Linked DNA regions of Mus musculus: region 2 is linked to region 1. A link is a contact called in ENCODE Hi-C or POLR2A ChIA-PET data. All regions are on one chromosome and are shown on one strand. The core of a region is the stretch at or near the end of the contact, and the rest is flanking DNA. Distances in the headings are between cores, read along the strand shown.

Region 1 (5,765 bases), core at 1,961-4,460:
AGTTCCAGGACAGCCAGGGTTATACAGAGAAACCCTGTTGGGGAGGGGGGGGGGATGACACTCCATTTGCAGGATCCCAGGAAGCTTTTAGGTCTTTGCCTAAAATAGAGTTGACTACAGCAGCAAAGCTTCCTCTGAATCAAGAAAAACTTATCAGTATAGAAACCTATTAATTACTAAGTTCCAGAAAACTGACCACTGCACTTGGGAGGCAGAGGCAGGCGGATTTCTGAGTTTGAGGCCAACCTGATCTACAGTGTGAGTTCCAGGACAGCCAGGGCTACACAGAAACAAAAAAAGACCACTGCAAGTCTCATAACCTCTAACACTGAAGCATCTAGTCAACAGCTCTATTCACAGAAACCAGGCTTCCTCTTTGCCTCCTATACACCTGCTGTTTTCATTTTTATTAATGGTCCTTGTAAGTATAGTATATGGTGCCTACAGAAGCCACCAAAGAGCATCAGGTCCGTTGAAAAGTGCGTGGTTCTAGGTTGTAATACAGGTGGTTGTGAGCCTCTTGTGGGTGTTAGAGAAGGACCAGAGTCCTCCTGAAGAGCCAGCTGTTTCCAGTCCAGCATTTAAGGGCCAGACCATCCATCTATTTCAATCAGCATTGTGTGCTGTAGAGAAACCTAAGGTCTTACTGACCTAGAAGGATCTCACAGGTAGTCTAATGTAATCTATGCCTCCAAGAGCCAAAAGCAGGTGACAGTTTTGACACCTTACCTTGCTTCCACTGACAGTATGAAATTTCTTCTCCAGAACTTTCTTCACAGGATCTTCCTCTTTAAATGTAATAAAAACAAAACCCCGTCTTTTGTTCAACTTGGGATCTATTGGAAGCTCAATGGCCTCAATCTGTAAAAACATACAAAAGCCCAGGTTTAAACTGATACCCAAAACAATACTGAAAGGTCAGAACACCCCACTAATACTGCATCCAGGCAAGACCAACAAAGACCAAGAAGAAACAAGCCACCCTCACCTCCCCAAACTGGCCGAAGTATTCTCTGATCTTTTCCTCTGTGGCTTCAGGGTTTAGACCTCCCACAAAGATTTTCTTCACAGGGTCCTTCTTCATAGCCATAGCCTTTTTAGGGTCAATGACACGACCATCCAGCCTGTGCTCCTTCTGATCTAAGACCTGTGTAAAACAGAAATGTGTCAGGGTCTAAACACAAGTACATACCAAATGGGCTCAATTCTCTCTGGAGCTAAGCCAGACGGAGTTCCCAGCCCTATGTTCTTCCAAACCTCCCATACAGATAGATGATCATTTGAACACCTGTATCCCAGTCCTGAACAGTAGTCCCAACTTAAGACAAAGCAGCAGTGACAAAGAGCACATCTAGTGCTGAAATCCTCTCTACCCTATAAAGGCATGCACCTTCACTTTCTCTGAGATTTAGGATGCCATCCCTATGTACTTGGATTTAAATAACAACAAAAGCAAAAAAAAAAAAAAAAAAATCACACCTATCCTCATAGCAATCTCAGACTTTAATCCCTACAGTGCAGCATTTAACACCAAGCCCATGAATTGGCACAATAGAGTTAGTAAAGGAAGGCTGAAAAGGCAGCTCTCTAGTTCCTGCCCAGCTCCCTACCCTCCTGCAGGCTTCTCAGTAAGCTTTTTATAGTAGAATTGCAATCGCCCAGAATCACTCAATCTGTACTATCCCTCAAAACGACTCTAAGCTCACTCGTGGCAATCACCTCAACACTGCAATGCCTGAGTTCCTTAGGATTCAGAATCCTAGTAGATTGCTGTCAAATACCCAGCTTACCTTTTCCACACTAGAAGAATCTTTGAAGAGAATAAACCCAAACCCTCTTGATCGTCCAGTGTTGGGATCCATTTTTATTGTACAGTCAACAACCTCTCCAAACTTAGTAAAATAATCCTTTAAGTCTTTTTTGCTGGTATCCCAGCTCAGACCACCAACGAACATTTTTCTGCAAGTGAGAGACAAGACCACAAACCTTAGAAGCTGTAAAAGAATTCTGACACTTTTCCTGGCTGGGGAAGGGCTTATGGAGCCACAGTCCCATGGACCAGTCTGAGATGGTGCCCCCTTTCAAGTTAACCCTTGCGTCGCTCTGCAATCTCGACTCAACTGGAACTCACAGCTGAACGAGACTGTACAGCCACACACGGTACATACGGGACAAGAATGTGACCCATGACCCCTCACGAGTTTAAAATCAGCGTGCCCTGCACTCATGAATCTACTTGAGCTCACGGCCTCCCAAGTACCTGCCCCAAGGAACTCTGGGTTTCCCGGTGCCAAGACCGCCCCAGGGTTCAGGCTGGAACTCCGCCCCTCGACTCGCGGCAGGCTAGGCCCGGCCCGCTGCGCGCCAACTCCGCCTACGCAGCAGAGACGCAGCCCTCGCGGCCCGATTCGCGATCCGCCGCTTTTCCTCTTCCGGGGCCGCCCGCCCCGAGGCCCGAAGTAGCCCAAGCACCGCGCGAGCGGCCCAGATCGGCCTCACAGTCGACCCCGCAAACTCCTGCAAACTCCGAGGCGCGTAACCGCGCCCGGGCCAGGCGGCAAGCGCGCCAGGCAGGCACAGCTCCGCGGGCCGCCCGCCCCTCCCCCCGCCGCGTGGCGCCAACAAAAGACGGCCCCAGAACAAAGGCGGCGGCCCGCGGCCGCACCTACCCCGCGTCCTCCTCGTTCTTGCTGGCGTTGATCTGGTCGCCCTCCGCGCCGTTCTGGTTCCCGCTCGGTGCGGTCGTGGTCCCGCCCCCAGACCCGGCCGAGGCCGCGGGGGCCGCGGCAGCCGCGCTGGGCTCGACCGGGGCCTCGCCTTCGGGGGCGGCCTCGTGTCCGTTCTCGGTGGCGCCCGTCGTCTCCATGGGCTGCTCCTCAGCCGCGTCCGACATGGTCGGCCAGGCCGCAGCGGCTACTGCAACGAGCGGCGACAGCGCGTCAGGCCCCGCGGCGCTCCCCGAGCTCCCGCCCACCGCCCGCGGCCGGGCCGCTCACCTCGCCGCCGATGACGCCGCGAGGCCCTACTCGCCGCAGAAGGCGACGCGCGGGCTTGGCCGCGGTCACGCTCGCACCCCCGAGGGCTCGTCCGCAGCCACTGACTATCGCTCCGCTCGGCCGCCGCCGTACACTGCCGATAAAGAAGACCTTAACTCCGTCCCGCGCGGTGCCACCGCCTGACAATGCCAACTCGTGGAGCTCTTTATAATGCCGAAGCCGGGCACCACCTCGTAACAACGGATACTCTCATTGGGCAAAGCGAACCGCCACTCACCATTGTCCTAGCATCTTATTGGCTGCTTCTGCGCGCGCGCTCTAGATCCGGGCGGGCTTTGTCCTCATTTTAGAACGCGCGCGAGTCGGAGAACTGTCTACGGTTCCGGTCACCGGGCGAGCACGTCCAATGTCCCCAGCTGCCCGGGGTACACGGCAGTCTGTCATCCTATCCCTACATCCTATTCTACACTAGCAACCCCGGCCTCCCAAAAGAGGAGAATGAGCCGGAGGAAGTCCCCTAAATCCAAGGTCGCCCGGAGAAAGGAGCCTAATCTTGGAGTGCTCTAATCTACGGAGTGCTGCGGTCATCGGAGGCCTTCAGCACAGCCTGCTCCTAAACCTCGGCATCCTGAGATGCCAGGGCTCCTGCCCTCTTCAGTGAGCTAGCTGGGGCCATCCATGGAGGCCTGGCGCAGTGAACGTTGGACCGTAGTATTTCCAGTGTCTGCTTGACACCCATAGATACTTAATATCGCATTAGTGTTTAGCTTTGCCTTTAATTTTTATTTCTTTCCTTTGGTTCCGTTTTGTGTTTTTTGAGACCAAGTCTGGTATCCTCCGACTGGCCTTGAACTCTTGACCCTCCATTTTCACCCCCTCAGTGCTGGAATTATGTGCTGCACCACCACTGTGCCTAGCTTAATTTCACTGATTTTTAGATGATCCTAAATGGAAAAATTAAGAGTCTTTTCATGTAGCCCCAGGATATGATTACAGACATGTGTCACCCTGCCTAGTCTGACAACTTGCTTTTGGAAAAATAGCCCTGTTAAATGAGGTTATGGTAAAGAGGGGTAGTTTTCTTTTAAGCATTGACCATAAAACTTTAAAGGCCTGGGTTAGGCCATGATTCCTGTGTATGTGTGCATACGTTTGTGTTGAGTGTAAGTTCTATGCCCTGAGTGTGTAAATCAGACAAGGTATCAATCTTCACTTTCCATTTTGTTCTTTATAATTTTTTTTTCCTTTAAACAAACTAGCTGGCCCACAACTTCATTTTTAGACCTAGGCTGGTCTTGAAGTCACAGAAAACTGCCTGCCTGCCTTCTAAGTGCTGGAATTAAAGGTGTGAGTCATCCAATGGATGGATGGATATAGATAGATAGATAGATAGATAGAGATATATATAGATTTTTTTTTTTGAGACAGGGTTTCTCTGTATAGCCCTGGCTGTCCTGAAACTCACTTTGTAGACCAGGCTGGCCTCCAGGCAAATGGTCTCACAAGCTTTGGAGATTCTCTGTCTCCTCCCACATTGATGGAGTAAGCTGAAGTTAGATTTGTGCTCCCCTGTTCAGCTGTGGGCACTGGAGTCCTGAACTCAGGTCCTCATGCTTGTGCCCACGTGGCCCACTGAACCCTCTCCAGATCCAGAACCTCTTGCCTCTTGACTTTTTTTTTTTTTGGTTTTTCGAGACAGGGTTTCTCTGTGTAGCCTTGGCTGTCCTGGAACTCACTCTGTAGACCAGGCTGGCCTCGAACTTAGAAATCTGCCTGCCTCTGCCTCCCGAGTGCTGGGATTAAAGGCGTGCGCCATCACACCCTGCTTTTATTTTATTTTTGAGACAAGGTCTTTCTACACATCCCTGGCTGTCCTGGAATTCACTATGTAGGGAAAGGCTGGCTTTAAATTTACAGAGATCAGTGTGTCTCTGACTCCTGAGCACTGAAAGGTGAGAAAGTGAGTGTTTTTCAAGACAGGACGTCTCTGTGTAGTCCTGGTTGTCCTGGAACTCATTCTATAGTACGGGCTGACCTCAAAGTCACAGAGATTTTATTTATTTATTTATTTATTTATTTATTTATTTATTTATTTATTTATTTATGTTTGGACTGGGTCTCACTGTGTATCTCATGCCCAGATTGTCCTTAATTTCCTAGGCAAGTCTCTGTCCAATCAGTCTGACAAGATTAGCTATCACTGACTTGCTAGGAAGCCTCTCACATACAACCATTTTCCTCTATTACCACCCTAGTCTTCCCCCAACAGCAATGAGGACCAGAGTTATGGCCACAAGAGTTGATGAGAAAAGCCACCCAAACAATGATGACAACTCAGGAAATGAGGCTCAAATCATTTAAGAATACAGAATCTAGGCAGCTAGCTCAGTCAGTAAAGAGAAAACATGAGGACCAGAGTACACATCCCAGGACCTTTGTAAAACAGCTGAGTGTGAAGTCCAGTGGGTGTGCTGGTGTAGGACTTTCAGAATCACAGCACTTGGGAAGCAGAGGCAGATGGAGCTCTCTAATCAACAGAAGCAAATTCCAGACCAGCTAGGATTACACAGCAAGACCTTGTCTCAGAAGAAGAGGAGGTGAGGAGCAGGAGGAGGAAGAAGAGGAAGAGGAGGAGAAAGAAAAGGAGAAAAAGGAGATAGGGTGGCAGCAGCTGGGTGTGTTTTGAGTATGTTGGGGCTGGAGAAATGGCTCAGCTGTTAAGAGCATGAATTGCTCTTACAGAGGATCACTTTCAATTTCCCAACCATC
Region 2 (6,118 bases), core at 231-2,730, 610 kb after region 1:
AACCTTGACATACTTCATGGAGTACCACTGCTCATGCTTTCCTTAATTGACACATATATTTTAGAGGAATAGCCACCATAAAAGACAGTAGAAACGGGTCATGAGATATGAGTGGATATGGCCAGGGTCATACTTACTTAGAGAGCATATGAGAATACTTATGACAGTCTGGCACATCACCATGTGCATGGCATGACACCCTGAATGACAATTTGTGAAAATGCTGCTATTCTGAATTTGATCTTCTTTCACTATCAGCTGTGCCTAGAATCCATGTGCATTCTCTCTAGAAGGATCACTGTATCTTACTCTCAAACTCCTTCCTTTGCAAAGTTAAGATAGGAATCAACACGCTGCACAATGCCTTTAAACACGATGCTAGGATAATTGTCATGAGTTCATCACTCTCACCTTCCAGTCAAGACAGGAGATGGAACTATAAGGTTTGAGGAAGGGTGATTAAAAAGCCCTTGGTTTTAAAGGACAGTATGTGTTTCAGAATATGAGTGTTATTATGCAACACTTTATTGCTCCCTTTCCCCCTTCTATGCTGAGTCTGTGCTCCTGCCTAGCACCTTCCACAGCGCTCCTTTCACATCCTTGTTCCTCAGCGTATAGATCAGAGGGTTGAGCATGGGGGTGATGATAGTATAAAAAAGGGCAAGAAATTTCCCCTCCTTCTCAGAATACCTGTGGACAGGTTGGAGGTATGTGGAGATACCTGAGCCATAAAACATGGCAACCACAATGAGATGAGATGCACACGTCCCAAAAGCCTTTCTGCGACCAGCCATTGACCTGATGTTCAGCACTGCCCTGGCAATGTGAGCATAGGAGCCTAGAATTAGCAGTAAAGGACACACTAAGATTATGACCCGGGCCACAAACAAATTGACCTCTGTGCCTCCTGTGTCCTCACAGGCCATCTTCAGGAGAACAGGTAGCTCACAGAAGAAGTGATTCAGTTGGTGTCCACACAGAGGCATGGCCATCACAAGGCTTGTCTGGATCAGAGAGTTCACAAGGCCCCCTACCCAGGAGAATACAACCAATGCTCTGCAGAGAACAGGGTGCATAATGGTTGTGTAGTGGAGTGGGCGACACACAGCAGCATAGCGATCTATAGCCATTGCCACCAAAAGCACACACTCAGTTCCTCCCAGTGAGAGCACTATGCAGAGCTGGGCCACACACCTTCCAAAGCTGATGGTCCTGTCAAGTCCAGAGAGGTTGACCAGAAGCTGGGGCACAGTGCTGGCAGTGTAGCAGAGGTCCAGGAAGGAGAGGTGGCAGAGAAAGTAGTACATGGGTGTGTGCAGGCAGAGGTCCAGTTGAGACAGAATGATGATCACGGTGTTGCCAAAGAGAGTCAGAGAGTAGAAAATAGAAATGAAAGCAAAAAGGATGGGTTCTAGGTGAGGCCAGTCTGAGAAGACCACCAAAATGAAGCCCTCTTCTGAACTGGTGTTCAAATTTTCCATAGTCTTCCACCTGTGCAAACAGAAGACAACTCAATGCTATTTATGGAATAAATAGCAGAGGACCCACATAAATAAATTGCAGAGGACCCACATAAAGTTCCCAGCACCCACATGCTGTAATTATTATTCTTAAATGCACCAAAATCTCACATTTTGAGTTGCTACTCTACTCAATCCTGTTGATTCTTCCATTTCCTCTCTGAACCCTCCAGTCCAAAAAAATCTCTTGTTCTCTTTCAAATTAATGACCTTCATTTTTCTTCAGTTGTTTTTATATTTATCTTTCTATCTATCTATCTATCTATCTATCTATCTATCTATCATCTATCTATTTATCTATCATCTATCTATTTATCTATCATCTATCTATCTATCTATCATCTATCTATTTACCTATCATCTATCATCTATCTATCTATCTATCTATCTATCATCTATCTATCTATCTATCTGTCTATCTATCATCCATCTATCTATCATCTATCTATCTCCTATCTACCTATCTACTCTCTATCTACCATCTCTGTCTGTCTATCTATCTATCTATCTATCTATCTATCTATCTATCTACCTATCTAGTCTTCTTTAGCCTGGATGTAACTAAGTTGACAGTGGTGTGACCTCAGATTCAACTAATTCTTGTTGCTTGTTTGTTCTATGACTTTTTCCAGGCTCGGGTCTCTGGTCAGTTCTCTGGATATGATCCTTCATCATCTGAAAGGAGAGGTGATGTACTGTGATCCTTGTGGCATGGACATCAGGATCCAAAAGCAGTAATGTAGAACCTTTATCAATAATCTAGTGTGTGTGTGTGTGTGTGTGTGTGTGTGTGTGTGAGAGAGAGAGAGAGAGAGAGAGGGTTGTAAGTGTTAGAGTTCTGTGTTGTTTTGACTTCCTTTTCTAGTCTCTGAGACAATCTCTTTCAGGACTTTGGATCAAAGAAGTAATCTGTCTGAGTTTGCAGCCTCTGGGTTTTTACTTTCCATCTCTTGATTGATAAATGTGGTAAATAAACCAATTCTTGGAACCTTGACTTGCTTCCATCTGTCCCAAAAAACTAAGTACCATATGAATTTCTTCTGGGAAGAAACATGTATTGTAGTCTCCCCTCCCCCAGCCTGAAACCTGCTTGCTCAGGGGTGGAGCTTCTTGCTCATTCGTTCTGCCACGCCCACTGCTAGAACCTGCGGAGCCACACACGTGCACCTTTCTACTGGACCAGAGATTATTCGGCGGGAGTCGGGTCCCCTCCCCCTTCCTTTATAACTAGTGTCGCAACAATAAAATTTGAGCTTTGATCAGAATGAATTTGTCTTAGCTCCGTTTCTTCTTTCGCCCCGTCTAGATTCCTCTCTTACAGCTCGAGTGGCCTTCTCAGTCGAACCATTCATGTTGCCAGCTGCTGGCGGCCGCAACAATGTATATTCTTTTTGATGAATCTCAATAGTTTGTTGCTCTTGCAGCTAAACATTTTTTCTTTTTATATTTTGTCACAAGAGTGCCTTTGAATTTTTTTTTCCATTTGGGATCCAACCTCCTTGGAAATAGGAAACAGCGTGAGAATGCATACTAATGCCTTCTTTAATGTCACAAGAAGTGATGAACTCATGTCGCTTTTTCATGACACGTGGATCTTAAATGCATTTTCTTGAGTGAGACATTTAATCTTCTATAAACTGTGACAAATACTTTAGCTTTTTTTTAAAAAAAACAATGTATGCATGTGAGTGTTTGCCTATATGTGTGTCCATGGAACATTCCTGGTGCCCACAGAGGCCAGAAGAAGGTGTCAGATCCTCTAGAACTGGAGCTGCTCATGGCTGTGAGCTGCCATGTGGGTGCTGGGACCTTTATGTGGGTCCTTTGCAAGAGCGATGAAAACTGCTGAACCACCTTTCCTACCCAATAATTTATTTTTTAACAAAGAATCCTGAACTACAAGAGCATTTGGATAAGCTAAGGAAATATGGCAAACATTAAAAATTCCTTTTCTTTAGAGATTGTCATGCTAAAAGCTAAACAAATTACAAGATTTTAGGTGTTCAATGTAGGGCTCTTTGATTTCCTTAGTTAAGTTTCTTCTTACGTGTTGTATTTATTTTATTACTATTGTCAGTGGAATCCTTTCCTTTCCTCATGGTTTTCTTTAGGAACATAATTTATTTTTATGTTGTATTTGTACTTAAATTTTAGCTGAATTCCTTTATTTCTGTCAGTTTTAAAATTGCATTGAGCGTCTGGTATGCTCTTTTACCCCGGTGGCTCTCACACTGTGGGTTGTGACCCCTTTGGGGATTACATATCAGAAGCAAAATTGCAGCTATGAAGTAGCAGCAAAATAATTTTATGGTTGGGGGTCACCATAGCACAAGGAACTGTAATAAAGGGTCACAGCACTAGGAAGGTCATGAATTGGGAAGGTTTAGATGGTTGAATTTTCAAACAGTTGATTTTACTCCATCCTGCTTAAATCCGTCACCTTTTATTTACCTGTCTTGGAAAAACTGGATGTACATGTGCAGAAATATCAAAATAGACCATCGCCCACCTCATGTACAAATAGCAACTGAAAGTGGGTTCTATAGTCTTATTTATAACACCCCAAACTGAGTGGCAAAAATGATGGACTTGATTTTTGACAAAGATTTTTTTTTTTTAATACAGGCCATTGTTTTTTTTTCTTTTTTTTTTAGATTTATTTATTTATTATATGTAAGTACACTGTAGCTGTCTTCAGACACTCCAGAAGAGGGCGTCAGATCATGTTACAGATGGTTGTGAGCCACCATGTGGTTGCTGGGATTTGAACTTTGGACCTTTGAAAGAGCAGTTGGGTGCTCTTACCCACTGAGCCATTTCACCAGCCCCCGACAAAGATTTTCTTAAACCTGTGCTTACAAACACATGTGAAACAGACAGTGAAGCCCAGTGTAACCTACAGGCTCTGGGTGGTCTTGTTGTAGAGGCTGTACACACGTTGGTCAGAGACTGTGTAGGAAGCCTCTGTACACTGTTGCTATGAGTTAAACGGCTCCAAATCATTTATTCTATTAAGCTATTCTAAGAACAGTAAGCATTTGGAGAAAAGAAGAAATAAATACTTGCTATTACAGATAAAATTGTAGGTAATTTGTTTCTAGGAAACTTGCCTTGGAAGAAATGGTACAGATGTTCTTTGAAAGGGGTGATGTGATGTGGTGTAAGGGACCACCTTGGAACTAAATAAGGAAGGAAGAGCAGTATAAAAGGAGCAAGCATAGGTAAGTGTGTTCTTTGCTTCAATTGAGCTAACAAAAAAGAGCCATACAAATAATGAATCCTATGCAGCACAACAAGAAAACCTACAGAATCAACTGTCCTGGCCCATAGAGGCCCACAGAGACCAAACGACCAGCCAGGAGCCTGTATGGGACTCCCTATGCCCTCTGCAGACTGTAATGGTTGTGCATCTTGGTCTTGATGTGGGAATCCTAACAGCAGGAGCAGGAGCTGCCTCTGACTCTGTTGCCCTCATCTGGGACCCTTTCTCCCTACTGGGATGCTTCTTCTAGCATCAAGGGAAGTTGCACCTAGTATTACTGCATCTTGATATGCCAAGGACAGTTGGTATCCATGGAGGGGGGCTCTTCTTTTCTGAAGAGAGTGGGAGGAGGAGTGGGTAGGTGGGGTCAGTGAAGTGGAGTAAGGACTGGGAGAGAGAAAAGGGAGGGGAAACTGTGGTTGAGATGTAAAGTAAGTAATTGGCCACAAAACAGGCCTCAACCGATACAAAAATATTGAAATTATCCCATGTATCCTATCAGATCACCACAGACTAAAGCTGATCTTCAATAACACAACATAAATAATAGAAAGCCAACATTCACGTGGAAGCTGAACAACACTCTACTCAATGATAACTTGGTCAAGGAAGAAATAAAAAAAAAAGAGATCTAAGAGTTTTTAGAGTTTAATGCAAATGAAGCCACAACATACCCAGACATATATGGGGCACAATGAAAGCATTCCTAAGAGGAAAACTCATAGCTCTGAATGACGCCATAAAGAAACTAGAGAGGCGTACACTAGCAGCTTGACAGCACACCTAAAAGCTCTAGAACAAAAGGAAGAAAATTCACCCAAGAGAGTAGACAGCAGGAAATAATCAAACTCAGGACTGAAATCAACCAAGTGGAAACAAAAAGAACTATACAAAGAATCAACCAAACCAGGAGCTGGTTCTTTGAGAAAATCAACAAGATAGATAAACTATTAGCCAGACTAACTAGAGGGCACAGGGACAGTACCCTAATTAACAAAATCAGAAATGAAAAAGGAGACATAACAACAGAACCTGAGGAAATCCAAAACATAATCAGATTCTACTACAAAAGCCTATACTCAACATAACTGGAAAACCTGGATGAAATGAAAATGGACAATTTTCTAGACAGATACCAGGTAGCAAAGTTAAATCAGGATCAGATTAATGATCTAAACAGTCCCATTTCCCCTGAAGAAATAGAAGCGGTCATTAATCGTCTCCCAACCAAAAAAAAAAAAAGCTCAGGACCAGATGGATTTAGTGCAGAGTTCTGTCAGACCTTCAAATAAGACCTAATTTCAATTCTCCTCAAACTATTTCACAAAATAGAAAC

The links. Hi-C counts contacts between places; a loop is a spot of excess contacts on that map. ChIA-PET counts read pairs that join two places held with the same protein, here RNA polymerase II (POLR2A).
Region 2: a map of left cerebral cortex shows a loop between it and region 1 (9-fold over the local background). The contact joins the promoter of Olfr1371 here to the promoter of Hnrnpab in region 1. A Hi-C loop is called at or near these places in 1 of 37 maps with a recorded cell type or tissue (left cerebral cortex). POLR2A ChIA-PET finds 5 or more read pairs at or near these places in 2 of 5 experiments (both embryonic stem cell).

Annotation. Positions count from the first base shown.
Region 1 is chr11:51,603,671-51,609,435 of GRCm38, forward strand. Hnrnpab (heterogeneous nuclear ribonucleoprotein A/B) reads right to left here and starts at 3,211. Exons shown (of 8, transcript NM_001048061.1): 1 at 2,997-3,211; 2 at 2,670-2,916; 3 at 1,791-1,959; 4 at 989-1,147; 5 at 730-861. The coding sequence starts at 2,893.
Region 2 is chr11:52,212,507-52,218,624 of GRCm38, forward strand. It overlaps Olfr1371 (olfactory receptor 1371), which reads right to left and starts at 1,481. Exons shown (of 1, transcript NM_207253.1): 1 at 546-1,481. The coding sequence starts at 1,481. The coding sequence ends at 546.